Regions from separate parts of the Homo sapiens genome. Here region 2 is linked to region 1. A link is an interaction called in ENCODE POLR2A ChIA-PET data of the cell type or tissue named here. Cell type or tissue: OCI-LY7. All regions are shown on one strand. Each heading gives the region's core, and the rest is flanking DNA. Links, peaks and the distances in the headings are about the cores only. Region 1 overlaps PBX3-DT (PBX3 divergent transcript). Region 2 overlaps MAPKAP1 (MAPK associated protein 1).

What was found. Peaks named below come from ENCODE experiments on the same cell type or tissue, not always from the same donor. Only the 100,000 strongest peaks of a DNase experiment are listed, where the experiment ranks them.
Region 2: POLR2A ChIA-PET joins it to region 1 with 16 read pairs; 2 of 35 experiments call an interaction of 5 or more read pairs at or near these places.

Annotation. Positions count from the first base shown.
Region 1 is chr9:125,728,356-125,744,620 of GRCh38, reverse strand. PBX3-DT (PBX3 divergent transcript) reads left to right here. Exons shown (of 2, transcript NR_122032.1): 2 at 684-867. Among named protein-coding and RNA genes, the nearest start is that of PBX3-DT, 9.4 kb to the left of the region's middle. In OCI-LY7, for the core only: no CTCF peak of the experiment used is centred there; no DNase peak of the experiment used is centred there.
Region 2 is chr9:125,520,939-125,537,203 of GRCh38, reverse strand. All of the region lies in intron 7 of MAPKAP1 (MAPK associated protein 1), which reads left to right. Among named protein-coding and RNA genes, the nearest start is that of MAPKAP1, 180 kb to the left of the region's middle. RefSeq lists enhancers at 6,814-6,973, 9,247-9,296, 9,347-9,406. In OCI-LY7, for the core only: no CTCF peak of the experiment used is centred there; a DNase peak (open chromatin) is centred at 6,933; H3K4me3 peaks cover 1,280 bases; H3K27ac peaks cover 1,612 bases.

The DNA of each region.
Region 1 (16,265 bases), core at 1-8,000:
ACTTTGGGAGGCCGAGGCAGGTGGATCACAAGGTCAGGAGTTGAGACCAGCCTGGCCAACATGGTGAAACCCCATCTCTACTAAAAATACAAAAAATTAGCTGGGCTTGGTGGCAGGCGCCTGTAATCCCAGCTACTCAGGAGGCTGAGGCAGGAGAATCACTTGTACCCAGGAGGTGGAGGTTGCGGTGAACTGAGATTGTGCCACTCCCCTCCAGCCTGGGCGACAGAGTGAGACTTCTTTTCAAAAAAAAAAAAAAAAAGTAAATAAAGAAACACTTAAGCAAATAAAGGCAATTGGGAACTATGGGCTGTGTAAACACACTGGAACATAAAAACATAAATTAGAATTAAGAAAACAGTTAGGCAAATGCCAGCAATTAGGAATAAAACAACTTGTTAAATGTCTAACACCCACAGTTATTTTATGGTACACTCCTCTACACCCATGGTCATTCAGTGATGTGGAAACTTGATACCATAATTCTGCCTTAAGTGATTGAATTAGACTGACCTTCTGCTTGGGAGGCTTCTCTTTTTGTTGTTATCAGTATGAGTTGCAGTAGAAGCCTGAGGACCCTAGCAAGGATTCCTTCACAGGCTCATTGACAACTGCCGTTGATTTAAAGCATAACTTTTTTAGACTGGTTTCCAAGCCTCAATATAACTGTCAACTAATTGCAGATGTTCCAGGATCTCTTGGTGCTCGTGCCAGTGTCTCATGTAGAATGTTGCGTGATCTCTGCTCAAGAATCTGAGTCACAAGGTTGATGCCTTCACAGATGACAGAACAGAAGTTCCCTGAGTACCCGAGTCTGTCTTTGCTGTTTCTAAGGTAGTGATTATTAAAATGTCAAGGGAAATGAAATTGACTTTTGGTGAGCAGACATTCATGTAAAGTTAACAGTGACAAAGTGGTGAAAACCAAGCAGATGTTCCTTCATGGCCATCCCTTTCCATGAGTTTATATTAACATCACCATTGCCTCTGTCATCAATAGGGTGACTATCACAGCAGATGCCATTATTGAGCACTTTCTTTGGGGGTACACTATCCTCTGTGTTCCCTTGCTTCATCTTATTACAGTCTCACAACAGCCTGCTTGGGATTGTTATTAAATAAGAAATAGAATGAGAGAGAGTAAGAAATTTCCACAAGACCACAAAGCCAGTAAGTACTAGAGCTTGAATTCAAATATTGATCTATGTGGCTGCAAAGACTACCGTATAAAACACTGTGCAAAAAAGTAATTTAGCCAGGCTGGTGACATGCAACTGTAGTTCCAGCTACTTTAGAGGCAGAAACAGGAGAATCACTTGAGTGCAGTAGTTTGAGGCTGCAGTATGCTATGATCACACTTGTGAATAGCCACTGCACTCTAGCTTGAGCAAAGTAGTGCTACCATTTCTCCTAAAATTTTTTTAAAAGTTATTTAAGATTATGAAGTAAAAATCACAAGACCTTAACAGATAAACTGAAAAATTAATGAAAATAAGTAACTAGGTGCTTAATAAAGAGAGAATAAACAGCTATATTAGAGGAATCCAGGTCTCAAGGCAGGGGAGGAGGGAAATTAAGGACAGTCAGACCATTCTTCAAAGCCACATTGGGTCCCACCTCTCCGAAGCTTTTCTGTGATGCCTGTCTTCTCTGATCTTTGTCTCCTCTAAACTCCCTCAGAAGATTGCAGTGAGATCGCCTCATTACACTCCAGCCTGGGCAACAGAGTGAGACTCTGTCTCATAAATAAATAAATAAATAAATAAATAAATAAATAAACTCCCTCAGTATATGTTGCCTGTAATACATAACCTACTACCATACTAGATAGTCTTGCACTGTTTGTTCTCCATCCACCTCTGTTAGTTTCCTCATCTAGGTCATAAAAATGTCAAGGGCAAGGTGTCGTAAGATGTGACTATAATATGACAGATTTGATTTTTTTTTAAATCATAGACATCTAAGAAAAGGTAACACTCTCCAACTTGTCACTTTGGGGAAACTGACTAAATGCTTCTTTTCAAAATGTATCATTGCTCCATTGCTTTAGGAATGACTATCTATTTGTTTATTTGTTTGTTCATTGATTTGTTTCTCTAGAGAGTGGGACTTGCTCTGTCACCCAGGCTGGAGTACAGTGGCGCGATCATAGCTCACTGTAACTTTGAATTCCTGGGCAATCCTCCTGCCTCAGGGCTCCTGAGTAGCTGAGACTGCAGGTGCACACCACTACACCCAGCTAATTTTTTGTATTTTTTTTGTATGGATGAGGTCTCGCTATGGTGCTCAGGCTGCGTTCAAACTCCTGGCCTCAAGGGATCATCCCACCTCAGCATCTCGAAGTACTGGGATTACAGGCATGAGCCACTGCACCCAGACAGGAATGACTCTTTAGAATTGGTCTTTACAGTTGATAGCACATGTGACATATGACCAACGTTTATCTTCTAAGGATGGATTTGATTGAGTTACCAAAGATTTAGTGGGATAACAGTCCATCCTTCTAAAGTGATGCCTTTAAAAGAGAATATTTATCAGAATGTATAATTTCTAGAAAAATTTGGTAGAATGCTCCCTCTCTTATGTCCCTTCATAGCACCCAGTACGGTGCAGTTTCATACAGAATAGACAGTTGGGGCCGACATGACCAGTTGTTGGCCTGCCATCCATTGGCTTACTTCCTTCTACACCAATAGAAGCCTGATTTTATTCTGAAGACAATGTGCTCAGTCCCAATCAAGGTCTAAAACAAGTATGAGCATCCTGTCCCCTGCCTTCTGAGCCTGTCAGGAGGAGGGGTGACCTTGCTAATTTTTTAAAAAAGGGACAGATAGGCCAGGCGTGCTGGCTCATGCCTGTAATCCCAGCAATTTGGCCACTGCACTCCAGCCTGGGCAAAGAACGAGACCCTGTCTCAGAAAAAGAAAAAAAAGGGGACAGACATGGCTCTTCTCTCCTTCATTTTCCTGGCTCTTTCCATCTTTGAAAGTAGTCCTGAATCTGGAGTGCTCATAGCAGCCACCTGTGATAGTGAAATGAAAATATGAAGACAAAATCAACATGGTTTGGTGGTTTATATCTGTGGTCTTCCTCCCAAAGCTTGTAATCCCAGACCAATAATTAGAAAAATATTACACAAATACTAATTGAAGGACATTCTACAAAATACCTGGCCAGTAATTTCTCTGGTCTTTGTACTCCTTGTAACTGTCAAGGTCATAAAGAGTAAGAAAAGTTGAAAAACTGTCACAACCAAGAAGAGCCTAAGGAGAAATGAGGACTGGATGTAATCTAGCATTCTGGATGGGATCCTGGAACAGAAAAGGGATATTAGGTAAAAACTATGGAAATTTGGCCAGGCGCGGTGGCTCACGCCTGTAATCTCAGCACTTTGGGAGGCCGAGACAGGCGGATCATGAGGTCAGGAGATCGAGACCATCCTGGCTAATACAGTGAAACCCCGTCTCTACTAAAAAAATTTTTTAAAAAAATTAGCCGGGCGTGGTGGCTGGCGCCTGTAGTCCCAGCTACTCGGGAGGCTGAGGCAGGAGAATGGCGTGAACCCAGAAGGCAGAGCTTGCAGTGAGCCCAGATGGCGCCGCTGCACTCCAGCCTGGGCAACAGAGCGAGACTCCGTCTCAAGAAAAAAAAAAAAAACTATGGAAATTTGAATAAAGTATACACTTCAGTTAGTGATAACATTTCACATTGGTTCATTAATTTCAAAAAGTACCATATTAATGTGAGATGTTAATAATAGAGGAAATAGTGTATGGGATATTAGGGAACTCTCTGTACCACCTTCTAAATTTTTTTTTCTTTTTTTTTTTTTTTTGAGACGGAGTCTCGCTCTGTCGCCCAGGCTGGAGTGCAGTGGCGCAATCTCGGCTCACTGCAAGCTCCACCTCCTGGATCCACGCCATTCTCCTGCCTCAGCCTCCGGAGTAGCTGGGACTACAGGCACCCACCACCACGCCTGGCTAATTTTTTGTATTTTCAGTAGAGGTAGGGTTTCACCGTGTTAGCCAGGATGGTCTCGATCTCCTGACCTCATGATCCACCCACCTCGGCCTCCCAAAGTGCTGGGATTACAGGCATGAGCCACCGCATCCGGCCCCACCACCTTCTAATTTTTATCTGTAAATACTTTAAAAAAAAACATTCAGGGCCAGGAGCGGTGGCTCACGCCTGTAATCCCAGCACTTTGGGAGGCTGAGGCGGGTGAATCACGAGGTCAGGAGATCGAGACCATCCTGGCTAACACGGTGAAACCCCGTCTCTACTAAAAATACAAAAAAATTAGCCAGGCATGGTGGCAGCCGGCTGTAGTCCCAGCTACTCGGGAGGCTGAGGCAGGAGAATGACGTCGACCTGGGAGGTGGAGCTTGCAGTGAGCCGAGACTGAGCCACTGCACTCCAGCCTGGGTGACAGAGCGAGACTCTGTCTCAAAAAAAAAAAAAATAAGTAAATAAAATAAAACATTCATTCAAAACAAAAATAAACATGGTAAGTGGGGTAGAAAGATAAGGAGAGCCTAGGTGTCTGCAGACATGGTCCAACATCTGAGCCAAAGAAGCAACTGCTTTCCCTTGGATTTCTAGTTTTGTGAGTAAATTCATCTCCTGTTTTAAAATCCTATTGGCTGGGTTTTCTGTATCTTGCAGAAAAGCTGATATAGCACTATAAACACTTATATGACAGATGTATGTGTGGATGGATGGATGGATGGATGGATGGATGGATGGATGGACTGATGGATGGATGGATGGAATAGCCTAGCACAATGCCCGACACATAGTAGGAGCTCCTAGAGTGGGGGAGATGATGTATGATAAAAAAAAAAATTCCTCTCGTCTTTGTATTGGATTCCTGGGAGGTAACATCTAAAACCCTTGAAATCTCCCAAGCTATAAGAGTGTTTTTATTATTCATGAGGCCCTTAGATCACATCTAATTTTATGCTAAAGTGATGACTCAGGATGGTGGCTGGTCACCAGAAAGACCAACCATGTGATTAGAGTGTTGGGGCTTTGAGGGAGCTGGAGATTGAGTTCAGTCATAAGGCCAATGATTCAATCAATCATGTCTATATAATGAAACTCCGATAAAAACTCTGGACACCCAAGCCCAGAAAAGCTTCCTGGTTGGTGAATACATTGATGTGCCAGGAGGGTGATACACCCTGACACCATGGGGAAAAGCATGGAAGCTCTGCATTCAGGACCCTCCCAGCTCTTGCCCTTGACCTCTCTACTTGACTGGCCCTGGTTTATATCCCTTATAATTAAACTATAATGCTGAGTATAGTGCTTTCCTAAGTTCTGTGTCATTCTAGCAAATTATAGAACCTAAAGGGGTCACAGGAACACCCACATTTTCAGCCAGTTGGTTAGAAGTACAGGTGGCCAGGGGACCTCAGAACTTGTGGCTGGCATCTGAAGTGAAAGCAGTCTAGTTGGGCACCATGCCTTTAACTGGGATTAATTGACTGTCATTTCTAAGAGGCCTACTTAAAGGAACCTAATTTAATTGAGACAAATTCCTTTTGCCTTTTCCCCACCTCCTTTTCCCAGCCTGTAGTTGATGTCTGGAGCTCCAGGAGTCATCTTGGCCCATGAAATGATCTTGAGAGTGGAGGTCAGGCACTAGGATAGTGAAGCAGAAACTTAAGAACCTGGGGCACGGGTGGCACCATGAAGCCACCATCTAAGGGATAACACCAACCCTTGATTGCTTCTTCCACACGGCTCTTACAGAAGAAGGAATAAACTTCTGTCTTATTAAATCCACTGCCATATACTTATTTCCAGTACAGGCAGCCAAACTTAATCCTAATTAATAAGGAAGCCAGGGTCTAACATAGAAAGAGTACAGTTGTAGGCACTGTAGCCCTGTAGTTAAGAGCTCTGCATCTGGGATCAGGCAAACTTGGATCTGAATCCTAGCTCCACCACTAAATGGCTACTTGGCCTCGGTCAGGTTATTTAGCCTCTCAGCTTTCTCATCTGTCAATGACAGTAATAATAGTAATAACCTACCAGCCAGGCATAGTGGTTCATGCCTGTAATCCCAGCACTTTGGAAGACTGAGGCGGGCGGATCACGAGGTCAAGAGATGGAGACCATCCTGGCCAACATGGTAAAACCCCGTCTCTACTAAAAATGTACAAAAAATAGCTGGGTGTGGTGGCACACGCCTGTAGTCCCAGCTACTTCGGAGGCTGAGGCAGGAGAATCGCTTGAACCCGTGACGTAGAGGTTGCAGCGAGCCGAGATCGCGCCACTGCACTCCAGCCTGGCAACAGAGCGAGACTCCATCTGAAAAAAAAAAAGACTTAACACACTGAGGTATAGTAAAAACTATCATTACAATGAATATGAGAGTCCATTGTAAAAGGTAAATCTCTAACATTTGCTTCCCGGTCCTCCACATCCCAAGATTCATCCTCAGTTCTCTGCCCTCCTCTTCCTCCTCTTCTTTTCTCTCTTCCCCTTTCTTCTTTCTCCTTCTCTTCCTTTTCCTTTCTCTTTATCTGCTTCCCTCATCTTCCTATTCCTTTTCTCTTCCTTTTCTTTTCTCTTCTCTTCCTACCCTTTCACCCTCTACAATCTAGTTAGTTCACCCCACAGCCAGCCCTGCACCTGTAATTCCACCTCTTGCTTCATTTTGAGAATTCCAACACCTCTCCTAACAACCAGACCTCACTCATCTGGCCTGCCAGTGCTTCAAACTCCGATTCTCCTCTATATTCATCACCTATTGCTGTGAAACAAATTATCCCAAAACTTCTTGGCTTAAAATAATAAACACCCGGCCGGGCGCGGTGGTTCACACCTGTAATCCCAGCGCTTTGGGAGGCCAAGGTGGGTGGATCACCTGAGGTCAGGAGTTTGAGACCAGCCTGGCCAACCTGGTGAAACCCCATCTCTACTAAAAATACAAACTTAGCCAGCCGTGGTGGCACATGCCTGTAATCCCAGCTACTTGCGAGGCTGAGGCAGGAGAATCACTTGAACCCGGGAGGCGGAGGTTGCAGTGAGCCGAGATCGTGCCATTACACTCCAGCCTGGGCAACAAGAGTGAAATTTCATCTCAGAAAAAAAAAAAAACTTTGAAGACAAGTAATGTTAACCCTATTGTACAGCTACAGTTGTGGAAATAAAAGCTGCTGACACTGAGTGCTTAGTTTGTGGCAGGCACTGTGCTAGTGGTTTCTCATATAACATCTAATGACACCTTCACAACAACCCTATGAGATGGGCTTTAACCTCCCCATCTATAGTTGAAGAAAGGAAGACTTAAAGACGTCTACTTTTTGTACAGCCTATAGATATGAGGAAGAAAGAAAAAAGGTGTCCACTTTTTAATTTGACCAAGGTCACATGGCTGGTAAATGAACTGTGATTCAAAAACTTCATCTACCTCATCTGGCCAGGTACGGTGGCTCACACCTGTAATCCCAGCACTTTGGGAGTCTGAGGGGGGCAGATCACTTGAGATCAGAAGTTGAAGACCAGCTTGGCCAAAATGATGAAACTCCATCTCTGCCAAAAAATACAAAAATTAGCCAGGCATGATGGTGCATGCCTGCAGCCCCAGATACTCAGGAGACAGAGGTGGGAGAATCGCCTGAACCCAGGAGGTTGCAGTGAGCCGAGATCACGCCACTGCACTCCAGCCTGGGCAACAGAGTGAGACCTTGTCTCAAAAAAAAAAAAAGTGAAAACAAAAACAAAAAAGTCATCTGAGGCTGGGCACAGTGGCTCACGCCTGTAATCCCAGCATTTTGGGAGGTCAAGGTGGGTGGATCACCTGAGGTCAGGAGTTCGAGACCACCCTGGCCAACATGGTGAAACCCCGTCTCTATTAAAAATACAAAAATTAGCCAGGCGTGGTGGCATGTGCCTGTAATCCCAGCTACTCAGGAGGCTGAGGCAGGAGAATCACTTGAACCTAGGAGACGCGGAGGTTGCAGTGAGCCGAGATCGCGCCATTGCACTCCAGCCTGGGTGACAGAGCAAGACTCCGTCTCAAAAAAACTAAAAATGTCATCTGGTTCAGCATCCTTGTGACAAACACCCATTCTACACTGCCTCTTGAGGAGTTATGTCACTTGTCCAAGGTTACATGTACAAGGTCTGCTACTAAGTGACAGAGTGGAACTGAGATCAGTACTTCTGACCCTTTCCACCATACAAGTTCTCTCCCTGCTCAAGTGTCTCCTTGAGAAAGCCTTTCTTAGCCCCCTAAGGAACTAAGTATTCCCTTTTTAAGTCCGCAACACCACTTGGTTCCTTATAAATGTGTATCTTTTTTTAAATTGTGGTAAAATATACATAACATAAAATTTACCATTTTAAATATTGTGAGGTATAGTTCAGTGCCATTAGGAACATTCACATTGTTGTGCAACCATCACCACTATCTTTCTCCAAAGCTTTTTCATCATTCCAAGCTGAAAACCTGTACCCATTAAACACTAACTCTCCAATCCCTCTTCCCCACAGCCCCTGGCAACCTCCATTCTACTTTCTGTCTCTATGAATTTCACTACTGTAGATAACTCTTAGAAGTGAAATCACGAAGTATTTGTCCTTTCGTGATTAGCTTATTTCACTTCAACTTTCATCCATATAGTAGCATGTGTCAGAATTTATTTCCTTTTTGAGACTGAATGATATTCTATTGGCCAGGCGAGGTGGCTCATGCCTGTAATTCCAGCACTTTGAGAGGCCGAGGCAGATAGATCACCTGAGGTCAGGAGATCGAGACCAGCCTGACTACCATGGAGAAACCCCATCTCTACCAAAAATACAAAAAATCTGCCGGGTGTGGTGGCGCATGCCTGTAATCCCAGCTACTGTGGGGGCTGAGGCTGGAGAATCACTTGAAGCCAGGAGGCGGAGGTTGCCGTGAGCTGAGATCGTGCCATTTCACTCCAACCTGTGCCACAAGAGTGAAACTCCGTCTAAAAAAAAAAAGAGAGAGAGAGAGAGAAAGAGAGAGAGAGATCAAGACCATCCTGGCCAACACAGTGAAACTCCATCTCTACTAAAAATACAAAAAAAATGGCTGAGCGTAGTGACGTGCATCTGTAGTCCCAGCTACTCAGGAGGGTGAAGCAAGAGAATCACTTGAACCCAGGAAAAGGAGGTTGCAGTTTAGCCGAGATGGCGCCACTGCACTCAAACCTGGTGACAGAGCGAGAACCTGTCTCAAAAAAAAAAAAATTTTCCGTTGAATGTGTATAGCACATTTTGTTGATCCATTCATCTGTCGATGGACACTTGGGTTGCTTCCACCTTTTGGCTATTGTGAATAATGCTGCTATGAACATTGATATGGTTTGGATCTGTGTCCCCACCCAAATCTCATGTTGAATTGTAATCCTCAATGTTGGAAGAGAGACCTGGTGGGAGGGGATTGGATCATGGGATGGGTCCTTCAGGAATGGTTTGGCACCATTCCTTTGGTGCTGTTCTTGTAATAGAGTTCTCATAAGATCTGGTTCTTTAAAAGTATGTGGCACCTCCCCCGTCTCTCTCTTGGTCTTGCTCCCACTTTGCCCTCCACCATGGGTAATAGCTCTCTGAGGCCTCCCCAGAAGCAGACGCTGCCATGCTTCCTGTACATCCTGCAGAACTGTGAGCCAATTAAACCTCCTTTCTTTATAAATTACACAGTCTCAGGTATTTCTTTATAGCAATGAGAGAACAAACTAATACAAACATGAATGTTCGAGTGTTTGAGTTTTTATTTTCAATTCTTTTGGGTATATACCCAGAAGTAGAATTGCTGGGTCATATGGTAACTTTATTTTTTATTTATTTATTTTTTAAGAGACAGGGTCTTGGCCAGGCGTGGTGGCTTATGCCTGTAATCCCAGCATTTTGGGAGGCCAAGCGGGTGGATCACTTGAGGTCAAGAGGTCAAGACCAGTCTGGCCAACATGGTGAAACCCCATCTCTACTAAAAATACAAAAAATCAATCGGGCATGGTGGTGGGCGCCTGTAATCTCAGCTACTCAGAAGGCTGAGGCAGGAGAATCTCTTGAACCCGGGAGGTGGAGGTTGCAATGAGCAGAGATCATGCCATTGCACTCCAACCTAGGCAACAAGAGTGAAACTCTGTCTCACAAAAAAAAAAAAAAAAAAAAAAAAGAGAGACAGGGTTTTGCTCTGTCACCCAGGCTGGAGTGCAGTGTTGCAATCATGGCTCACTTCACCCTTGATCTGCTGGGATCAAGCAATCCTCCTGCCTCAGCCTCCTGACTAGCTGGGACTACAGGTACAAGCCATCATGCCCAGCTAATTGTTTTTTATTTTTGTATAGATGAGGTCTCACAATGTTGCCCAGGCTGGTCTCGAACTCCTGGTCTTAAGCAATCCTCCACCTCAGCCTTCCAAAGTATTGAGATTACAGGCGTGAGCCACCACGCCCAGCCCTATTTTTAATTTTTTGAGGACCTGCCTACCACACTGTTTTCCATAGTGGCTATACCATTTTTCATTCCCACCAGCAGAGCACACGTGTAAATGTATACCTTTTAATGGAGCTTCCATGGATGTATCCGATGTACTGTGCTCCTTGAAGAAAAGGTCTGTTGACATTCAACTTTATATCCTGAACAACACTTACTATAATTGATGCCTAGAAAATATTTGTTAAATAAATGAATAACTAAGGTATCAGAAATCACTATCTTGAAACAAAGAAATCTGCTTTTATTTGAAACATACTAAAAACTTCAGAGAAGACCAAATAGCTGCTGAACAGTGTGCCTAGAGAGATTTTTTTTAAGCTGGTACATAAATCCAGAGTTTCATTTCTTAAAAACAAGTGGTCCCACAGTATATTTCTTTTCATCTCACCAGCTTCTTGTCAACACTAGGTTCATCTCCTGGTCCTGTTTCTTTTCTAGGCTTACAATAAAAGTGATTTAAAGTAAAAGTTTCTTTAAGAATTATGCTACAATATGTTGATCTGAAAATAAATTTTCTAAAATTATTTTTTTTTACCCATAAGGGGGCCATCAAAGATTCCTGGTGATATTATTTCCTAAGAACTTATGCACAGGTTATAAACTTCCTTCTGTCAGAGCAACTGGATAACACTTTTGATTATCTCTTCCTCCCTGAATTTCTAGGACAGATATAAATGCAGAAAGAAAATTGACTCAAAAGGCCTTTTAATTCATTATTATAATTAATAACTTTGTGTTACAGAGAAAAGTATCAATTCAAGTACATATAAAATAAAATTTTAAAATTTTATTTTTTAGGAACAGGCTTATGAGATATTTTCCTTATAACGTTCTTCCTACTGTGTTACCACTAATTACCATAACAAGGTAGAAAAAAGAGAGAAGGTGAAATAAATAAGTAAATGATGCTTCACAAAACCATGACATAGGTAGGTAGGCAAAATATTTGATATTTGTATAAACTTTAATTTTATAACCTTTGGGAGTTTTGTTCTCTGTGAATATTCAAGGCTGGAAAAATCACATCTTAAATAGTTCCCCAGCCCAAGACCCTACTTCCTCTTGATCTTCACACCTCCCCCATAAGTCCCCATAGCTACATTTCCTACCCCATGGCCTAACCCTCCGAGCCTTAGCTCACTGGACCAGGAATGGGCACTTCACCAGGACTAACCCAATCCATCTTTCGGAGACTCGCCCTTGCACCTGAAACACACTGATTTGTTTACTGACTGCTTGAGTTAAGGATGTATAATCCCAGACCTCTGGGATAGTCATGTTTAGCCAACTGCCCAGGAAGAAGCAGAGAAAGCCACTTGTAAACAGAACACTTACAGAAAGAAGAAACTTCCATGCCTGGAGGGGAGTAGGAGTGTGGTGGTGGGGGATGGGCAGACAGCTGGACAGCTCCCAGTTCTGAAGGCTTTCCAATTTCTGCTTCCCATGATGCCTGGGAGTCATTCAAGTACCCAACACTCTTGACTTGGCCACCACAACCTGGTTCCTGGCAGATTACTTAATTTTGAGTCAGATATTGCCTGAAATAGGAGAGAGGGAAGAGTTAAGCTGGAGGATGCAGCCAGGTGGGCACTCAGGGAGGTCTTGGGCAGTCTGGGTGGCAAGAACTGGGAGGAGTGAGGCAGAGGCACGGAGGAGGGAGCTGAAGGTTTGAGGAGAGGGTGGCACATTTCTTGTGCACATGTCGAGGCTGGGGAGCCTGCATCATGACCAGGGGAGATCTAAGTTCAAGAGAGATCTGAACTAGAAAGAAAAAGACATAGGCGTTATTAACGTCTTGGTGGTATTAGCAGTCATGACAGTGAATGAGATCACACAGGGAGAGTGTGAGAGCTGAGAAAAATGAGAGTCCATGACAAAGCACTAATAATTAAGGGACAGATAAAGAAAAAAGGAAGCAAAGAGGAGTCTTTAGGTTGGCAGAAAGACAAGGACTAGGAAAGCACAATAGCATGGAAACCAAGAGTGTTTTACAGAAAAAAGAGAGATCAAGAGTTGAACTGAGTTATGGTCTAAGGTGTCCACTGGATTTATTTATTTATTATTTATTTTGAGATGGAGTCTCGCTCTGTCACCCAGCCTGGAGTGCAATGGCACGATCTCGGCTCACTGCAACCTCTGCCTCCCGGGTTCAGTGATTCTCATGCCTCAGCCTCCCGAGCAGCTGGGATTACAGGTGCCTGCCACCACACCTGGCTAATTTTTGTATTTTCCTAGAGATGGGTTTTCATCATGTTGGCCAGGCTAGTCTTGAACTCCTAACCTCAGGTGATCCGCCCACCTTGGCCTCCCAAAGTGCTGGGATTACAGGTGTGAACCACCACTCCCTGCCTGTCCACTGGATTTAATGATGTGGTGAGATTGGAGGCCCAGTGAGAACCCCAGGGGTGTGGCAGAAGCTTGATGGCACCGACAAAGGAATGAATGGTAGGGAGGACCACAGACAGGCGTAGGCAGCCCTTTAGAGGAATTTGGCTAGAAAGCAGAGGAGAGAAAGAGGGAGGAGCTGGAAGGCAATGTGGAGTTAGGTACTTTTGGGGGATCTGAGAGAGAGCTAAGAATGTTTAAATGGCTCACAGGAAGGAGTCTGTAGCAGGAGAGATGGAGGGGGATAAAAGTCCCCCATGAGTGAATCCCTGGGGAAGTAGAGGGGATGGGGTCTATGGCCTGGGTGATGCTGCCCTTGGCAGCAATACCTATGAGAGAGAGGAAAAGGAAGCAGGAGGGGGAGACTGAGCTTCAATGCAGACCCAGTGACAGCCTCAGCCAACCCCATGTGGAGCTTTAGAACTATAATGACCTTTCCAAGTTGTCCTGAGTTAAGCCAAGACGGCTGGGCCTTTATTTTTATTTTATTTTATTGTTTCTTTAAGACAGGGTCTCACTCTGTCACCCAGGCTGTAGTGCAGTGACATGATCTTGGCTCACTGCAACCTCTGCCTCCGGGGTTCAAGCAATTCTCCTGCCTCAGCCTCCTGAGCAGCTGGAACTATAGGTGCACACTATCACACCAGGGTAAATTTTGTATTTTTTGGTAGAGACAGGGTTTCACTGTGTTGGCCAGGCTGGTCTCGAACTCCTGGCCTCAAGAAATCTGCCCAGCTCGGCCTCCCAAAGTGCTGGGATTACAGGTGTGAGCCACTGCACCCGCTGTCTGGGCCTTTAAACTCTTGCGTCCGTCGGTGAGAGGACATGGGCTGCCCAGACAGGGAAGAGCATGACCTTGGACAAGGTGGCTCTCTGATGCTAAGGCAATCTCTAAAGAGGCTTGGGAGCTGAACACTGCCTCCAGACAGTGCAATATACACCCAGGACAATGAGTCCTTCACTGAAGCAGGTCCAGATGGCACAACATGGAGCCTGCCACATTCCTATCCTCTACCAAGATAATGACATTTAAGCTTTTTGGCCCTGTGTTCAATTCCCTCCACCATCTGGCCTCTGCCCATCACACCAGCCTTCTCTCCCACCTTATAAGAAAGCCTCACTCCTCACTGTTTGTCCCTCTGTGCCTTCTCATCCCTCTGTCTTAAATGATCCTGGTCTTATCCTATTCCTGCTTCAAAATCCATCTCAGAGGCAGCTGTTTCTGGAAACCCTTCGCTGAATCTCCCAGAGAATAGTGACTCTCTCCCTTGTCTCTCCTACCTTGTATACATTTAAATTTTTGTGCTTAAGTAGCCTATGTTGTCAGTTGTCTCTTCCCAGCCAGGCTGTGAGCTCTGATTACAGGAACATTCTGTGAATGTTGATGCTTCCAGCCCTATGTGCTCGGAACTGGGCTACCATTGGTTAAATGAATATGTGAATAAATTAATGAATAGATGAATGAATGAAAGAGTGGGCAGAGCTGAGGCTCAGTGGGCTGACTAGTCTGGAGGCTGGTCTCAAGGAGGGATGGCAGCTGGCTGAAAAATAATGTCCAATGGGCATGTGAGCCCCAGTCCAACCCATCTTGCATTGATAGCCAAGGGGTCCTCTCTGGTAAGTGGGAGCAATAGGATTTCTGGGAAGCAGTGATTCATAAGAAGAGGAAACATTTTCCTTCTTTATTTCTTTCTTTCTTTCTTTCTTTCTTTCTTTCTTTCTTTCTCCTTCCCACCCGCCTTCCCTTCCTTCCTTTCTCTTTCTTTCTTTCTTCCTTTCTTTCTCTCTCTTTCCTTCCTTCCTTTTCTCTCTCTCTCTCTTTCCTTTCTTTCTCTCTCTCTCTTTCCTTTTTTTTTCCTTTCTCTCTCTCTTGCTCTCTTTCTTTTTTTTCTTTCAACAGGATCTCACTCTGTTGTCCAGGCTGGAATGCAGTGGTGCAATCATGGTTCACTGCAGCCTCCACCTCTCAAGTTTCAGTGGTCTCCCACCTCAGCCTACAGAGTACCTGGGACTACAGGCACATGCCCACACACCCAGCTGACATTTGTATTTTTAGTAGAGACAGGATTTCACCATGTTGCCCAGGCTGGTCACAAACTCCTGGGCTCAAGAGATCTATCTGGGTCGGCCTCCCAAAGTGCTGGGATTACAGGTATGCCATGGCACCTGGCTGCATTTTCAAAGAAGGAAGAGAAAGGGGGTAAGAGAGGAATGGAAAAATATTCTATCTTAGTGGAAATGAGACTTCAGCTGTTGGCCATGAGTACAAGGATAGGTTACAGCTGCACAGGGCCCTGGAGTAGTCCACAGATAGCAGAGTGTAGGGCCCTTGTCAGAGTCCTGGGCAAAAGGCATCATCTGGTACTAGAACGGTTGGAGAGGGGAAGTGACGGCAGAAGAACAGGCAGGTCCAGGGCTCCCCGAGGCCCACTGCATGCTGAGCTCAAGGAGAAGACACATCTTAGATTCAGCAGGTCCTGTGGATTCTGGGGCTAGGTCCTTCTGAGCCTACTTGGGGTAGGGTTTCATGACTCGGGATGGCAGTTTCTTCCTTCTCCCCTTTGCTCCACAAATACTTCTCTTCAATCATTTTCTCATTTAATCCTCACAGCAGTCCATTAATATCAGTATGTATCTTTTCTTCAGTAAACACTGATGTAGAACTGCCCTTACTCCAGGCACTGTTCTTAACCCCTCACAAATATTAATGCATTTGATCTTGGTAACAGCCCCTGAAGTTGATGGGTATTTTTATCCTATGCTACAGTTGAGAAAATGGAGGCACAGAGTATGAGGTTGCATAGCTAATAAGTGCACAATTATTCACTTTTTACATGACACAGAGTTTATTCTTTTGTTCACCAAGTGGTTATTGATTGCTTGCATGGGACAAGACCCTACACTAGGCAATAAGGCACAGTATCAATTAAAACAGGAAACCCAGCCCTTGAGATGCTCACAGTGTCCAGTTCCGAGTTCCATTGCTGAGGCTTGGGGATTGCAAGTGTTCTCCATGGATTTTTCCTGCTAATCTGTCTAGAAAATCTTTTTTTTTTTTTAGGCGAAGTCTTGCTCTGCCACCCAGGCTGGAGTGCAATGGCGCAATCTCTGCTCACTACAACCTCTGCCTCCCGGGTTCAAGTGATTCTTCTGCCTCAGCCTCCCGAGTAGCTGGGATTACAGGCTCACACCACCATGCCCAGTTAATTTTTTTGTATTTTTAGTAGAGACAGGGTTTCACCATGTTGGCCAGGCTGATCTTGAACTCCTGACCTCAGGCAATCCTCCCGCTTTGGGCTCCCAAAGTGCTGGGATTACAGGCGTGAGCCATCGTGCCTGGCCTGTCTAGAAATTCTTTATCATTAGAATGCCCCCTGAAGGGTGGAGATGTCATCA
Region 2 (16,265 bases), core at 3,178-11,177, 210 kb after region 1:
AGAGGTTAAATGTACCCAAGTTTCCTTAGTAAGTAAATGGTGAATCTAAATTGGAGCCCAGGCTTTTTTGACCTCAAAGCCCATACTCTTTTTATTTGTACCATGTTGCTTATTAGAACCCTAATGGGAGAACAAATTTAAAATTCTGTAAACAGAAATGTTCATTGATTCTGAGATCTAAATGCACGAGGGAAGTGCAGCATTTAAAGGAACCCTGTGGTGACTCTGGATATAAAGCCAGGAATTCTTTTTGTAATTGCACAATTTGTCTGTATTGGTGTCAGTTTTAATGTTTTATGTCTAGCTTTCTTAAAGCAACATACACCTGTCCTAAGCTGCCCTGTGGAAAAGGGAAACCCATATATATTTTAGATGGAGTAGGGTTTTTAACACCCTTCTAGCCTGAAATGCCCTCTGAAGGCTAATGTAAGCTAAAGAATCTTCTGGCTATAGGGTTGAACAGAGAGTCCTACTTCACATGCAATTGGTACAGAAAATCCAGTATTCTTTCTTCTATCAAAGTAGAGTTTGTAAGCCAGGGACACAAATTTGTGATTTCCTTATGCTGTAGCAGATAATCCTTAAAAGAATAAACACTGAATGAATGAATGAATGAATAAATGGAAAATAGAACTGTTTAAGTGATCTTTGTCAAAAAGCAGTAAATTCTGCAGAAAATTATTCCTCCTTATGGAAGAATAAGTAATCATGCTGATGCCACTCATGCATAGGGGATGAATAGGAAACAGAGACCTGACACTCTATATCCAGTGACCTATTGGGAAAATGCTACAGTAAATTAGGGCTGCTAAAGTGTTTAAATGTGTGACTCAGAAGTGCCCCGGGCAAGGAGCTCCGACTTCAATATTCCTGCCTGCCTCCTTTCTCTGCCTCTTTATCTTACTGTTCCATCTCACCTGAGCCTCTCCCTGTCTGGAGTGCTCTGAGGCTCCTGATGGATCTTCCCAAATATAGAGTACAGCACGTTGAAGATAGTGGCATTGCAGTCAACTATTTTATCTAGAAAGCCTGGAAATTTAGAGAATTTATGTCAAGCAAAAATCTTTTGGAACCACTTTAGAGACCCAATTATTTTAGAAGGGTGTTATGAGCTCTCGCAACTGCCACCTCAGAAAAACTTGAAATATATCATTTGCCAAAACTATGTTTGACCAGCATTTACTCTTCCTGCTAGTCGCTAATCTTTCAGAAGTTCCTTTTCCATTATAAAATCTATTCATTCATATCATCTGGGCAGTCATAAGTGTGGATTCGATTAATGAAAAAGCAGACTGAAAGGAAGAAAAAAGACATATGCCCCAAGAGGCTGTGTGGTGGTATGGGAGACACACACACACACTTAGAAGTCAGACAGCCTTCTCCTGGGTTCACTAGGGTCTGATTCTAGAGCACCGCCAATTTAATAATAGCTTCTCAGGAAATAATTCTACATTACGTGTACATATTGATTGTAAACTGCATCCTGATTTTATAAATGTTTTAAAAAATGAAAATCTATCTCAGAATTAAGAAATTCTGGAAAGTGTATATGAGTGTAATGATGTACTTAACCTCTCTAAGCCTCGCTTTCCTCAACTCTAACATGGGAGAGGCTGAGTGAGGATTAATCAAGGCACTGGAGGAAAGGGCTATCTGTGCTCTTAAGCTCTGTGTGGCTCTGAGATGCCCTGTTTAGTTCATCTGTCATCAAATGCTGCCTGCTCTGTGCCATGCTGTCTGCTCTGTGCCATGCTGCACTGGAAATCAGGTGGAAAACCCAATGAGTACACGTAAAAAGAGGGATTAAAATGTGGTAAATTGTCAAGCAGATGTATATAAGCTACTAAAGCAGCACAGGTAAGGGAGTCCTACTTGAAACTACTGGGTTGGGTAGGGGACTGAGAAAAGATGCTCTGGGGTGATTTATTTGATGGCTCCTTGAAGATTAATTAGAACTTTGTCAGATGGGTAAATGAGAAGAACATTCTAAGTAGAAGAGACAACATGTTTTGAGATGTAGTCACAAAACATAGAAGTTCCAAATCATTGGAGCAGGAAGAGGGCAGAGGGTAAGCTACAGAAACTAGGCAGGGCCAGATCCGACCAGGCCAGGCCTGATAAGTGAGCTTAAAAATAGAAGTGCATTTATGTTCTGGGAGCTTGTTTTGTAACAGGCACTGTGTAGGCACTAAGAATTTTGTAAAGACCAAGAAATCGTTCCTACTCTCAAGCAGCTTTCTATTTAGTTGGGATAAGCAGGCAATTATAATACCATACAAGGGATACATGGAAGTAAGTATAGGGCCTGGGTGCACATGGGAAGCAGGGAGCCCTAGTTCCATCCTGGGGAGTCAGGGAAGACCATCCCAAGCTGAAATCTGAAGATGAATAGAAACTAGGCAGGTAAAGAGGGATGGGAAAGAGTGTTCAGGCTGCTGTGGTCGTCAGGGGCTAGGTCATGTCCGTATGTAAGCTGTGTTGAATATGAACTTTATTCTGATGGCAGAGGGGATCTATTGAAAGAAGGGCAATATATAATCAGAATTTCTCTTAGAAAACACTCATCTGCATTGTACAAATGAATTAGAGGCCAAAGAACATGAAGCAGAGACACCAATGCAGAGGCTCTCAAGAAATCTGTCCAACAGATAGTGGAGCCCTGAATTAAGGTGTGCAGAAGAGTAGAAGCTACTCATCGGGAAATGGAGGGATGGACACTATGGTAACATCTGATTTCTTTCATTAGAGCTAAATGCACAGTTTGGGAGAATTGAAATAGCTTTGATCTGTGGCCAGATCTCCTGGAGTTAATATCAAAAGAAGGTAGTGGCATTTAAAGATATTTTTTAAATAAAATTAAATACTTGTTGGGGAAGAAGCAAACATTTTAGAGATGTGTGAAGTAAAAAATGAAGGTTTCCTATAACTTCCTTTGGTGTAAATCCTTTGGGTTTTTTTTCTTCAGTTCACATACAGATATACATATAGGTTATACATTTCATGTGGACAGGATTCCTGTTTTTTGTTTTTGTTATTTTTAAAATCACTTACATATTCAACATCTGTCAAGGTACCTGTCAAATAGTATACTCAGTAAATGCTTGTTAAGTGAACTCATGAAAAATACATATGTGTTAAGGTTTTTAGGGTAATTATGTCACACAGCATATATGATATTGCATTTACTTTTTTAACTCAATGTGTCATAAGCATTATTCTATATTAGAGTGACCACACATTTTATCTTCCTAATAATTTGTTCAACTTAGCTCTCTATTGAAGGATGTTTAGATTATTTCCAAATTTTCAGTATTACAAAAACATGCAGTGAACAATCTTGTTTGAATATTTGTGCTAGATTGCATATTTGTGCTAGATTTTAAATATGGATTGCTTGTCAAATATTTATTTAAAATGTTGAGGAAAACAAATTGCCTTTCAAAAAGTTTATGCCTGGCCGAGCGTAGTGGCTCACACCTGTAATCCCAGCACTTTGAGAGGCTAAGGCAGACGGATCACCTGAGGTCGAGTTTGAGACCAGCCTGGCCAACGTGGCAAAACCTCGTCTCTACTAAAAATACAAAAATTAGCCAAATTAGGTGACAGGTGCCTGTAATCCCAGGTACTCAGGAGGCTGAGGCAGGGAGAATCGCTTGAACCTGGGAAGCAGAGATTGCAGTAAGCCAAGATCGTGCCACTGTACTCTAGCGTGGGTGACAGAGTAAGACTCTGTCTCAAAAAAAAAAAGAAAAAGTTTATGCCCATTCTTTGACATTCCAAGAGTATGTGAGAATGCCCTTTTCCCCAGCTCCTTACCAGCACTGAATGTTATCAGCCTTTAATTTTTGCCAAACTGATGGTTAGCAGCCAGTATCTCATTTTAATTTGCATTTCTGGGTCTTTAGTGTCGTTTAGTATTTTTAAATGTATTTATTAGCCATTTTATCTTTCTAAAAGATAGTTCTTTGGTCAGTCACGACTATTTTAATGGGAAAAAGAATTGAGAAAAAGCCTAATTTCAGAATACCATTTTTAAGATGTGCTCTATAGTTTAGAATACAGCTCGTCCCCACCTCACTTCCTGCCAAAGCAGGCGTGTATGCGTACACATACACACACACCCCATCATGTAGAGAAATGGATCACGCATCCAAGCCACACAGCTTCACTTGTTTGCCTGCTGGCCCTTTGAGCACCGGCAAAGCTTTTGTTTATATGTTCAGAAAAAGCTGTCTAATAATTTACCAGACTTTAATCCACCTCCTATTTGAGAACTTCTGTTACCTGATTGCTTTGTCATCAACACTAGTTTAAAAAACAGATTTTTAGTTAAATGTTTATTAAATACTTTAGTCTGGTACATGTACATAGCACTTAGAAAATGCATCATAATCTGGAAGTCACAAATATAGACAAAAACATTGTTACCCCTTAACCGGTTTATTTTGGGGCAGCAGATCTAAGGACACGCCTGGCAGCATTATGAACAGCAGTGGCACCAAGGGCAACTGTAGGGGGTTAATGTGGACCCTGCATCATTCCTTGCCATGTGCCTGGTGAGTAAACTCCTAGAAGTTTCTGGGAATGGTAGCAAGTGGGGAAAAGGCTGCAACCAACAATCAATGTCACAAAGTGGGGATGACTAATTTGCTGAGGAGGCCGTTGAGACAGATGTTTAATTAGCTGAAGTCAGAGTGGATAAATTGGGAGATTACTGCCTATGCAGAGAGATGCCTTTTTCCCCCTCATCTCTTTTGCAACTGCTTTTTGTGTGTGTGTCCTTACTTTTCTTTTTGAAGACAATATCCTCAGATTGGAGAGAGGTGGGAGAGAGGTAGAAAGTACCAAGGTAATGATTCCATTTTGATTACATCTACTGAATACTTATTGTATTCCAGGTATTTTTGTATTTAACCTTTACAAAAGACCTTGTGAGATGGGCATTATCTCTTTTTTGTGGTAGAAAACCAAGGAGATATATAAATATATAGAGAAAGAGAGCACATGGAGTGTGTGTGTGCACACTTGTATGTATTTCTAATGAGTAATACAGGTGAGATTTGAACCCAGACCCTTTGATTCTTGAGCCCAATGTTTTTTTTTCCGTACACCACAGCTTCCTCACTTAAAATGTAATGTGGATGAGGGAACTTTCTGGAGTAAAGCTAATCATCTGTATATTGATTGGGAATCTATATATTGACGGGAGCTGCAATTGCCAAGTGTGTACATTTGTCAGACTGTCAAATTGTATTTGTACAATTTGTGTGTATATTGCATGTAAATTTTACCTAAAAGTAAAAAGAAAATCTTAAACAAATATTGAGCTTCAGTTAATGCTATGTATGCTGAAGTAGTTCAGAGTGAATGTAGTAATGTCTCCTCCTTGATTTGAAATACATTTTAAAAAATGGATTGATAGATATGTGATCAAGCAAGTATTGTAAAATGTTGACTATAGGTCTAGGTGATGGGTATATGGGTTCTCAGTGTTCAGTTCTTTCAACTTTTCTGTGGTTTAAAAATACTCATAATAAAATGGGAAAACTCACAAAAATTAAAAATACATCATTTAGATACTGTTGATACTAATATGAATTTCTGAATGTACAAACATGTATTCTTGTAGCATAAAAAGCACTAGGTTATTTTATTGTTATTAGCTCGTCTGTTAAATAACATCTTTGAGGTCATAGTTTCTCCCATTGATCTGTGGTTTTAAGTTGCATTTACAGTTACAGGTATAATAATCACCACTTACTAATACTCACACTTGGCCAGGTGATCTGCCAGATACTTTTTTCCATTACACTTTAATCCTTAAAACAACTATTTGAATCAGTTGTCATGTTCATTTTATAAGTGAGAATACTAAAGCTCAGAGAGGTTGCAGGACTTGCTGAGGTCGCACAGCTAGTAGGGGAGTAAGGACTCAAAGCCAAATGGCCAAAGGTTGTACTGCTAGACACTGTGGTGCTTCCTTCTACTGGATAAGGTTACGGGGCCCACGGCTCAGTGGAAGCTGTTGCCTTTCTCTCTAGAGAGACCAAATGTCCCTGCTTCAGCTGGGGGTGGCAGCAAGACTCAGTGGAAACAGCATGGGCTTTGGAACCAAACCAACCCCAGTCCCCAGGCCACCTGTCCCTTTTACAAGCTGTGAAGTTAGGGAAGTCATCAGCCCCTTCTGACCTCAGTTGTCTTTTCTGTAAATAGAGGTAATAATACCTATCTTGCAGGGTTATTGTCTTAACTGAATGCATGTAAAACACTTAGTCCATAGTAGGCGCTCAGTGGACATCAGCTGCCATCATCCCTATTGCCACTATCATGCCAGGCACGCCATAAAACCTGGCTTTCTCTTTAGGTTTTGGTTTACTTCCTTTTCTATCCATATGATTTGGCCTTTGCCTGCACCTTTTGTTTTCCAGTGAATTAAGTCTATAGAAAGTTTTTACCTTGTGGTAGAATGAGCCTTTGAATTGTGTTTGAATTAGAATCTGCTGGAAGCACACTTTATTTTGAAGAAGGAGAAAACTAGACCCAGAGAGTCAACTCAAATGATTTTTTTTACTAATAAGTGAACCATACCATATATCTATAGGGATGGATTAATGGTCACAAGCCTTATTTATCAGATAGCTTATGTCTGCAAATTTAATTTCCTATGCCAAAGATTCTGGAAATAATGTGAACAAACTGTAATTGCCTGTAACAAACACATTTATAAGTAAGTTTTAAAAGTCTTTGTGTTCACAGTTTAGTAGCTCACAGACCCTGTTGCTGTTTCTCAGAAAACATTTAAAAGAGGAAGTATACTTAAATATCCATGTGATTTTGAAAATGAAAATGATTCTATAATTACAGACAGGATTAGAGTGTTGCATGTGCCCATTACATCTCTCCAGCCTCCATGAAGAGTCTCAGTCTGCACCAGAGGAAGCAGAAGTCCCTCTTTCTTCGGTCAGGCCATTTGATGTGTTTATCCTATTAGTAGCTGTAAGGAAAATTCTTCTCTACCAAGACTGATTTTAGCTACTTTCTATGAAAAAACCCTTGCTTTAGTAGAGTTACCCCACCACAGGAAACCAAGGGCCTGAACCACCCAACTCCTGTTCTGCTGCTTACAGAGGCCTGATACTGGAGCTGTTTTACTCCCATAAGCAATGTAAAAGGCATTTTAAACAACTCCAATAGTAATTTTGCATAGTTCTTTCTTTTTGAGTAAATTATAAGTAGTGGCACTTTCTGCCGCATATCTGCAACAGCTTTAAGTGCATTATAAAGAAAAGAAGAAAAATAGCTAGTCAGTAAGGGCATTTCTTTTTCTGCCTTACATGACAATAATGTCCTGAGACAAAGAAGACTTAAAATCAGGAAAATGGCATTGGATTAGCACCGTAAGGCAGATCTGGGGAGAGGACGTATCAGCATCTACCTCTCTGGTTACCTAGCTACTAATCACAGTATGGCAGGCAGCTAGGTGTGTAGATTCTACTGTGTCATCGAACCAATTTTTCAAACAGAAAGTCAGTGAGATGTGATTAAAGCCCAAGTGCTGCAAAAGATACAAGGTGGTCTATTGGAACTCCTCAATCTTCCTGGAAACTGTCACCACATAATCACAGAAATATCAAATCATAGCAAAACTTAAGCTTTCCTTTTCTTTTTTCGCCTTTTTTTTTCTTTTCTTTTTTTTTTTTGGCACACTACTTTTAATAGCAGAACAGTGTGAATTAAGATAATGTGTAACTGAAGTCTAAGAATCCCTGAGGGTCATGCAGATCTCTCAGGTACAGTGTGTCTGAAACCTAACTTATCCTTCAGTAGAGTCTTGGCTACATTTCAGGTAGTGAATAAGGATATAAGGGTGACAGTTGGGTGAACTCAGAGAGCTAACATTCTAATAGAGGAGATGGCTAATAAACAAAGCAATAAAACACATTTGATAGGAATTCTTGCTCTGGCTTTTGTTAGTCCTTCCATTTTCTTTTCTTTTTTCTTTCTTTCTTTTTTTTTTTTTTTTTTTCCTGAGATAGAGTTTCACTCATTTTGCCCAGGCTGGAGTGCAATGGTGCAACCTTGGCCCACTGCAACCTCCACCTTCCAGGTTCAAGGGATTCTCCTGCCTCAACTTCCCGAGTAGCTGGGATTACAGGTGCACACCACCACGCCCGGCTAATTTTTGTATTTTTAGTTGTATTTTTAGACAGGGGTTTTCGCCATGTTGGCCAGGCCGGTCTCGAACTCCTGACCACAAGTGATCCACCTGCCTTGGCCTCCCAAAGTGCTGGGATCACAGGCGTGAGCCACTGCGCCCTGCTAGTCCTTCCTTTTTTTTTTTTTTTTTTTTTTTTTTGAGACGGAGTCTCACTCTTATCACCCAGGCTGGAGTGCAATGGCATGATCTCAGCTCACCGCAACCTCCGCCTCCCGAGTTCAGGCGATTCTCCTGCCTCAGCCTCCCAAGTAGCTGGCGCCACAGGCATGTGCCACCACGCCCAGCTAATTTTTGTATTTTTAGTAGAGATGGGGTTTCACCATCTTGGCCAGGCTGGTCTCGAACTCCTGACCTCGTGATCCACCTGCCTCGGCCTCCCAAAGTGCTGGGATTACAGGCGTGAGCCACTGTGCCTGGCGGTCCTTCCATTTTCTAACTGAAAAGACTTCCTTGAGTCCTCAGGTTTGGGAGTTCCCCTCCTAGAGGGAGTCTCTCTGGCTCCCAGGCTCAGGCATAACTTCATTCTTTCCACTCGTTTCCACGCATCTCCTAATTGGGCTACCAGCACCCCTCCTTGATGCAGGCAGGGAGAAGTGGACAGGGCAGAAAGGGCTGGGTAAATTCATGAGCAGTAAATGACTCCATCAACAGTGGCCATCAAGGGAAACAGGCCATGTTCCAGCCATGGAAGCTGGGAAGGGACACTAATCCTCTCCAGAGATCAGTATCCCTCAGCCACTTAGGCTTGTGGCAGAGGCACTGTGGCCCTGTCCCCAGTAAGTTCCAAATACACTGATCTTGCCAGCTGCTGGTAAGCACCTTGCAAAAGAAGAGAATGAGAGCCCCCGCTTTTCCTTGAGTACAGTGAAAGCTCCTTTTGGAGAGGTAGGTTCCTTATGGTTTACCAGCACCGCAGCTGGCCCAGGGTTGGTGGTTAGCACATTTGTGGAATGAACTAAGATGTAGTGAAAACCAGTCCACAGCTCGTAGCCACGTGTCTCTCAGCCAGCCCACACCTGAGGCCACCACTTTGTGTTTAGGAGTGGATTCACTGTACTTTGGTTATCAGAGATTAAACTCCCTTGGAGAATTACATCATCAAATGAAAATGTAAATGTGTTTAAAATGAAAGGCGATGCATATCCGTTGAAATTAGTGTTGCCGCCCAGATTCCCGTAATGATGTGGATCTCTTCTGAGTCCTTGGGGAGCCAGAGGAGTATACCAAAAGCAGACATTTTAAACATTGATAGTCACGTAAGGGTGCCCAGCAGGAGGAAGTTACTGTAGGAAGCTACTGTATTGCAGAAAAAGAAAAGAAAAGCAAACTCACTTTCCAAAGGACGTGTGGGTGTGTGTGAAAGAGAGAGAGAGTGCACAGCCTAAGTCTTCATTCTCTCTAATGTAAGTTAATAGATATTGTCTGATATTTATAATAACTTATCTAAGTAGTTGAATGGGAATGTTAATAAAAAGTAGGACGGTGAGTGCCAGAAATCACACACACAAAAAAACTTAAACAAATTGCCTATAAGGAGGGACTCAAGAATGGGACAGGGAATTACTCTTTTTCATCATAGGACTTAACAGCATTATTTACTCTTAAAACTATATGTATGAGGCCCGGGCGCGGTGGCTCACGCCTGTAATCCCAGCACTTTGGGAGGCCAAGGTGGGTGGATCAGGAGGTCAGGAGTTCAAGACCAGCCTGGCCAAGATGGTGAAACTCCATCTCTACTAAAAATACAAAAAATTAGCTGGGCATGGTGGCACACGCCTGTAGTCCCAGCTACTCCAGAGGCTGAGGCAGAGAATTGCTTAAACCTGGGGGCGGGCAGAGCTTGCAGTGAGCCAAGATCGCGCCACTGTACTCCAGCCTGGGTGACAGAGTGAGACTACATCCCCCAAAAAAAACAAACAAAAAAAACACTACATGTATGAATCCCAGCATTTTGGGAGGCTGAGGCAGGCAGATCACGAGGTCAGGAGATCGAGACTATCCTGGCTAACACAGTGAAACCCTACCTCTATTAAAAATACAAAAAATTAGCTGGGCGTGGTGGCACACGCCTGTAGTCCCAGCTACTCGGGAGGCTAAGGCAGAAATCACTTGAACCCTGGAGGCAAAGGTTGCAGTGAGCTGAGATTGCACCACTGCACTCCAGCTTGGGTGACAGAGCAAGACTCTCAAAAAAAAAAAGAAAAAAGAAAAAAGAAAACTATATATATGCTACTTTGATTAAAGTTAATTTTTAAATTTTGTTAAAAGAAAACATCTTACTTTCAACTTCTGGAGTGTAGAAGGATCTTTCTTTCCTTACTTATGTGGACTTTGTCTATTTGAAAACGCCCTTTCTCCTAAAAGCAAACCATTCATTTCAACATGTTGGATGTCAGATTTCTCTGAGAACATCATTATTAAATAGTTGTTTCTTATAAACGTTTTCAAACTTTTTAAGACCAAAATGTTATATGAGTATAGTCAGTGTATTGTGATTCTGCCAACACTTTGTCTCTGTGACCCATATTTTCCGTAGGTTAAAGCATAAGCTATTAGCTGGATACTCTGTCCCATTGGAAGGATGACTAATATCTCAAATATAAATGAAAACAGCTGCTTTTCCATAACATTAGAGTCCCAAACAGCTGTCACATGTACATTTTGACATTCTTACTTCTTTCTAAATTGGGACAAAAATTAGTTTACTGGATTTGCTGATCTGGTTAAGTACATCATCTAACTTCTGTGGAGAGGTACAGAAGAGGTCATAGGAAAGTCCATGGAGCCAGCATGCAGACATCCCCAAAGGCTTGAACTTACTTAAAATGTAAACCCTGTGATGAGACCCTTCTGTGCCAAGAACATAAGGTCTGTAAGGGCCTGGCAGTGGCTGCTGCACCACTGCCACCTTTGCCAGCAAGCCTGAATCTCGGCAGCCAGCCATTGTTCTCTGTTCCACTGAAGAGATTGTGGAGTACCACCCCATTGTCTCCTGAACGCCTACGTCAGTGCATTCTCCTCTTCTGAGAGCCTTGGAGGATTTATTTCAGGAGGTGGCTGTTGCGGATCAGAAGATCATGCTTCCTCTATTGGCTTAAAACTGGTCATTCTCTGTCTTTGAGTTCCTTGCTTTAGTCTCCTCTTCAATAAAATAAGGTCCCAACCAGATCATAGTCTTCTGGTTGATAGCCTTAACTGTGGAGCTTAGTTAAGACCTGGGTTCTAGAAGACCTACCTGGTTCCACCCCTGCTCCTGTTACTTTTCCTTTTTTTTTTTTTGTTTGTTTTTGTTTTTGTTTTTTTGTTTTGTTTGAGATGGAGTTTTGCTCTTGTTGCCCAGGCTGGAGTGCAATGGCGCAATCTCAGCTCACCACAACCTCCGCCTCCCAGGTTCAAGTGATTCTCCTGCCTCAGCCTCCCAAGTAGCTGGGATTACAGGCATGCGCCACCGCACCCGGCTAATTTTGTATTTTTAGTAGAGAAGGAATTTCTTCATGTTGGTCAGGCTGGTCTTGAACCCCCGACCTCAGGTGATCTGCCCACCTCAGCCTCCCAAAGTGCTGTGATTACAGGCGTGAGCCACCGCGCCCGGCCTCCTGTTACTTTTTCTAGCTCTCTGATAAGTTTCTTAACCTGTTTGAACTTCGTTTTCCTCATTTATGAATGAAAATAATAATAATGTCTTCTTCATAGCATTATTGTGAGAATTAAGCAGCGATCCTTGCAAAGCACCAAGGACCCAGTAAGTCTTTGCTGTTATTATCTTATCACTCAGTAAATGTTAGTCCTGTCCCCTCCTTTCAGTTTCAGTCATGAAACCTAGTCAGACTCACAATTTTGTGATCTAATGCTCTTTTTGTATGAATATGACTGCTTTGAGTTATAGTTCAAAAGAGACTCTAGCTGCTAAGGAACCCAGCTCAAATTGAGTCCATGTATTAGGTACAGCCCAGAATGTGTGCATCTGTCTGCGCAGCTGCTCATTTGGGCTTTTCCAGGGGTCCGAGGCCCCTTGTCAGAGCAGCAGAGCATCAGCAAGAACATAGGAGTGCACGTGTAGGAATGACCTAGCCTTCCTCTGGAGCACCCTGCATCTGGAGCAGGATATGCAGAAGGGTTAAAAGCTGGAGAAACTTTAGTCATAAATTTTCTTTTCAGCAGGACTTCCCAGGGAACATCTGACATTAGCAGAGAGGAAATGCTGATTGGCCTGGGAGTCAGCTGAAGGAGACAGGAACTGCAGTGGAAGCTGCTGGATTTACTGTTATTAGCAAGGCAAATGGAAAGCCAGCAGGGCAGCCCAGCTCCCAGATAATAGATCTAACAAGAAAGAAAACTCTGAGAAAGGAAAATGGCTGACAGCCACGTCTCCTCTTCTGCCATTTTTCCCATTGCTTTTACCTTTTTGTTTTGTTTGTAGCACAAAGAGAAGCAACATGTTCGGTTGTAAGTCACAATTGGCTTAAAATAAAACAGGATATATAATTCAGCTTCTTACCTGTTTAAGATAAGAAGCTTGAGAGTTGAACATGGCAAAATGTGCAAAATTGTATTAATGTATTAAGAAATAGTTGCTATTTATTGAGCACTTATGTGCCAAACTAAGTGCTTTACATGTGTTATCTCATTTAATCTGTATAATAACCACATGAGTTAGAAATTATCATCATTCCCCACTTAGAGATAAGGAACCAGTGCTTAGAGCACTTAAGTAATTTCCAAAGGTCTTATGAATTGGTGGTAGTGCTTGACCCCACCATCACTGTCCTACCAACCTAGTAGAAGGTACTGAGGTGAGAACTTAAATGGCTGTTATAAAGCTGGACAGGGTAGTGGTAATTAAAGTGCTGGGAGTGTATTTAGGGCAACCTAAATCTATGCTCCTAGGTTGCAGTCCTCAAGCCTGGCCTCTTTACTTACGTAAAAAAATAAAAAATAAATAAATAAATAAGTACTCACCAAGGCTTGTGTTCTGACTTGAAACACAAACCTCAGTTGGCACAATGGTTATTAGAAGGAAGATGGGGCAGGCAGAGAGAAGCCCTGTTGACAGGTGGAGCCAATCTCTGAAGGATCTGGCCCCCACAGCAGGGAACAGGGCAGATGGGCAGTCAGCAGTGGGGGGCCATAAGGACAGCGGGGGAACTGCAGGTCCTGGCAGCAAGGACCAGGGAAGCAGATGATGCTCAGCACCTGGGGGTGGCCGTACCAAGAGCCACAGCTTATCCAGGGTTAGATCACAAAGGCAACAGGTGAGTAAAAATCCCATTGTCAAAATTACCTGTGGGAAAGAAAAATCTCTTTAAAAATGCCCATCAGAGGCAATGTAATTTTTCTCATTAAATTCACACAGCTTTTTTCTCTAGCATCGTAACAGCTAAAAGTACATATTTTTAAATGCTAAAATCAAACTTGGTCTAGAAAGACTGAGATACTATCATCCACCCATTTAATGCAGTTAGTCACTTATCACACATTTACAAGGTTCCATAGTTGCAAAGATGATTTCTGGACTCCTGCCTCATATTCCCACTCTTGGGGCTCATTGGATCACTGAGAGTCATGGCAAGTGGAATTCTCCCAACTGCTTAAATTGTGCTCTTGGTCAGGTCTCCCTCTTTTTTTCCTCTTTTCTACCTAGCAAGTATGGTTGAATTCAGATAAATTAAATGTATGATTTATGCACAAGGAAATCCAGGCGGGCAGGCAGTATCAGAGGGCAGGGCAGGATTTTCAGAGAGACACACTGGGAACCTAGCATGGCACCAGGCCTGAGGGCAGGGTTCTGGGCAGGATTGGGCCAGGAGCAAGGACAGTTAACTGAATGAGATGTAAAGGCCAAGGCTAGAGTTTTTAAAAAGGAAGCCCTGTTTTTGGTTGGCTGGGGATTGTAGAAATCCTATTGCCTTGAAGACGTTAACTGGTGCAACTTTCCCTATTGTGGGGAAAGGAAGGAGGCCAGTCTGGGACTCTGGTTGGGCCTGATATCATGGGGTCAGAAGGAGAGAAGATAAGACTTAGGGGATAATCAAAAAGGAGGGATGTGATTTTGACAAGCTGACGGAGTCAGTCTGGGTGAAGGGAAGGGCACAGCAGTGACATGGAGGTAGGAAACCAGGACATATATGCACTGAACAGTGAGTCTAGTTTGGGTCATAAAGGACATAGATGGACAAGAAATTAGGATGGATAGAAAGCCTTGAGAGTGGGGTAAGGAATTTGCATCTAAACTAGTAGCCTGCAAGGAAGTTGTGAAGGGATTGTATGAAAGTGATACCTTGAATCTACCAGAATTTGGCTCTGGAGAGCACTCTAACAATAGGGTGAAGAGTGGTTGGCTGGAGGCCAGAAGAAGGTTGGGAAACCATTACTGCGGCCTGAGTGAGAAGGAATGCAAGGGAGATGTATTAAGTGGGTAGAGTCTGCAGAACTTGGGAGCCGATTTAATGTCATCAACAAGGGGGAAGGCTAAGAAGTATTCCAAACTTGAGAGTGCCGTGTTCACTATGCCAAGTCCTTAGAGGCCAGATGCAGAGTCTTGTTCATCTTCATATCTACAGTGACTAGCTCATGACATGGCACATGGTAGGAGTTTAGTACAGTTTGATGAACCAACTGATTTAATTCATTGGGTGAATCGTAGTGTCGTCATTGGAAGCACAGTTACAAGGAAAAAAAGCTGGTTTGAGAATGGAAGGATGATAAGTTTATAGTTGATTGTCCTGTAAAATTAGAAGCAAAAAAGAGCTTAGAGTCTCTTTCTTCCTGCAAAGGCTGGTCCAACCATTCACTGGCAGTGGTGCTTCCCTGAAGAGTTGGTAGAAGTCCCTAAAGAGGCCCTGTAGCCTTTTGTCCCACCCTGGGCTAGAGCCCCTTCCACCAGGGCCACTGGCATCAAGCTAGCCAAAGAATAATCCTGGTGCCTCACTGAATCTGCTCAAAATCCTGTCAAGTACATACAACTACTGTATTATCCGCATTTAACAGAGGAAGAGACTGAAGTTCAGAGAGGAAGTGGTTTACCGAAGCCTCTGACATAAGCAGATTTGAATGAAAGTCTTCAGATTCCAATATATCATAACAGAGTCTGCTGACTGAAAACAATTGGCTCTAAGCTTGCTCTCCACTGACTCAGGTTGGAGTCACCACTTTCATGTAGCTCAGAGAAGGTTGAAGATAAATGAAGTCTCATTTTTGTTTCTTCTGTTTTTTGTCCTTAGGTGCTTGTGACTAAATTCACTAATTTCACTGGCTGTCAAGGCTGTGTTAAGGAAAATGGGTTTGAACTGCTGTGGGTTTTGAGTACTGGACTGGATGTCAGAAACCTTTGCCATCACGGGAAATTCTGTCACTCTGGATTTACTGTCTGTTCCCCACAGCTAAATTCCTCTGCAGTGTGATTTAGCACCCTGGATCCCCATCAACCAGTTTTGGCATTTATTTGAATGCATTACCCCACTGGTTTCCATAAACTATTTTACAATTGTTTAAAATAAATGACTGTTTATTTCCACAAAACCATCTGTATTTCTTTACAGAGCAACAGATAACTGTATGTAAAATTTGGTATTGTCACAGTGACTCAAGTTAAGAGAAACAGATTGGATTGAAAAATTGGATTCTTAGGGACAAAGGTAAAGGTTTCCAACCTCTCTAACAAGTGATATCTGGATTTCAAGGAGAAAAAAAAATTTCCTTTTTTACAAATAGTAGGGGACCTCCTTTCTCTAAAGAGAAGTACATTCCTGCTGGCTGCATAGTGACAGGATGTAGAGTATTAGCACTCCTCATGGTAGTGAAGGGTCTGCGCCTTCAAGCACACTCTCTGCCTACAACCGCATATATGAGGCTCCTGTCCAGTGGCTCCCAACCTTCTGCAAGTTTTGAAGTTTTTGGTTGTACATGTGTTACCTCTTCTTGTTCTGATGTTGAGTGGGCTCCACTTAGGCCTGTGTGTTGTGGCTCAGATAACTTTGGTAGGATATGTGTTGGGATAGGTGGCTACTGAAGATGGACCTGGGTAAGAGAACCAGACTGATGGGGATGA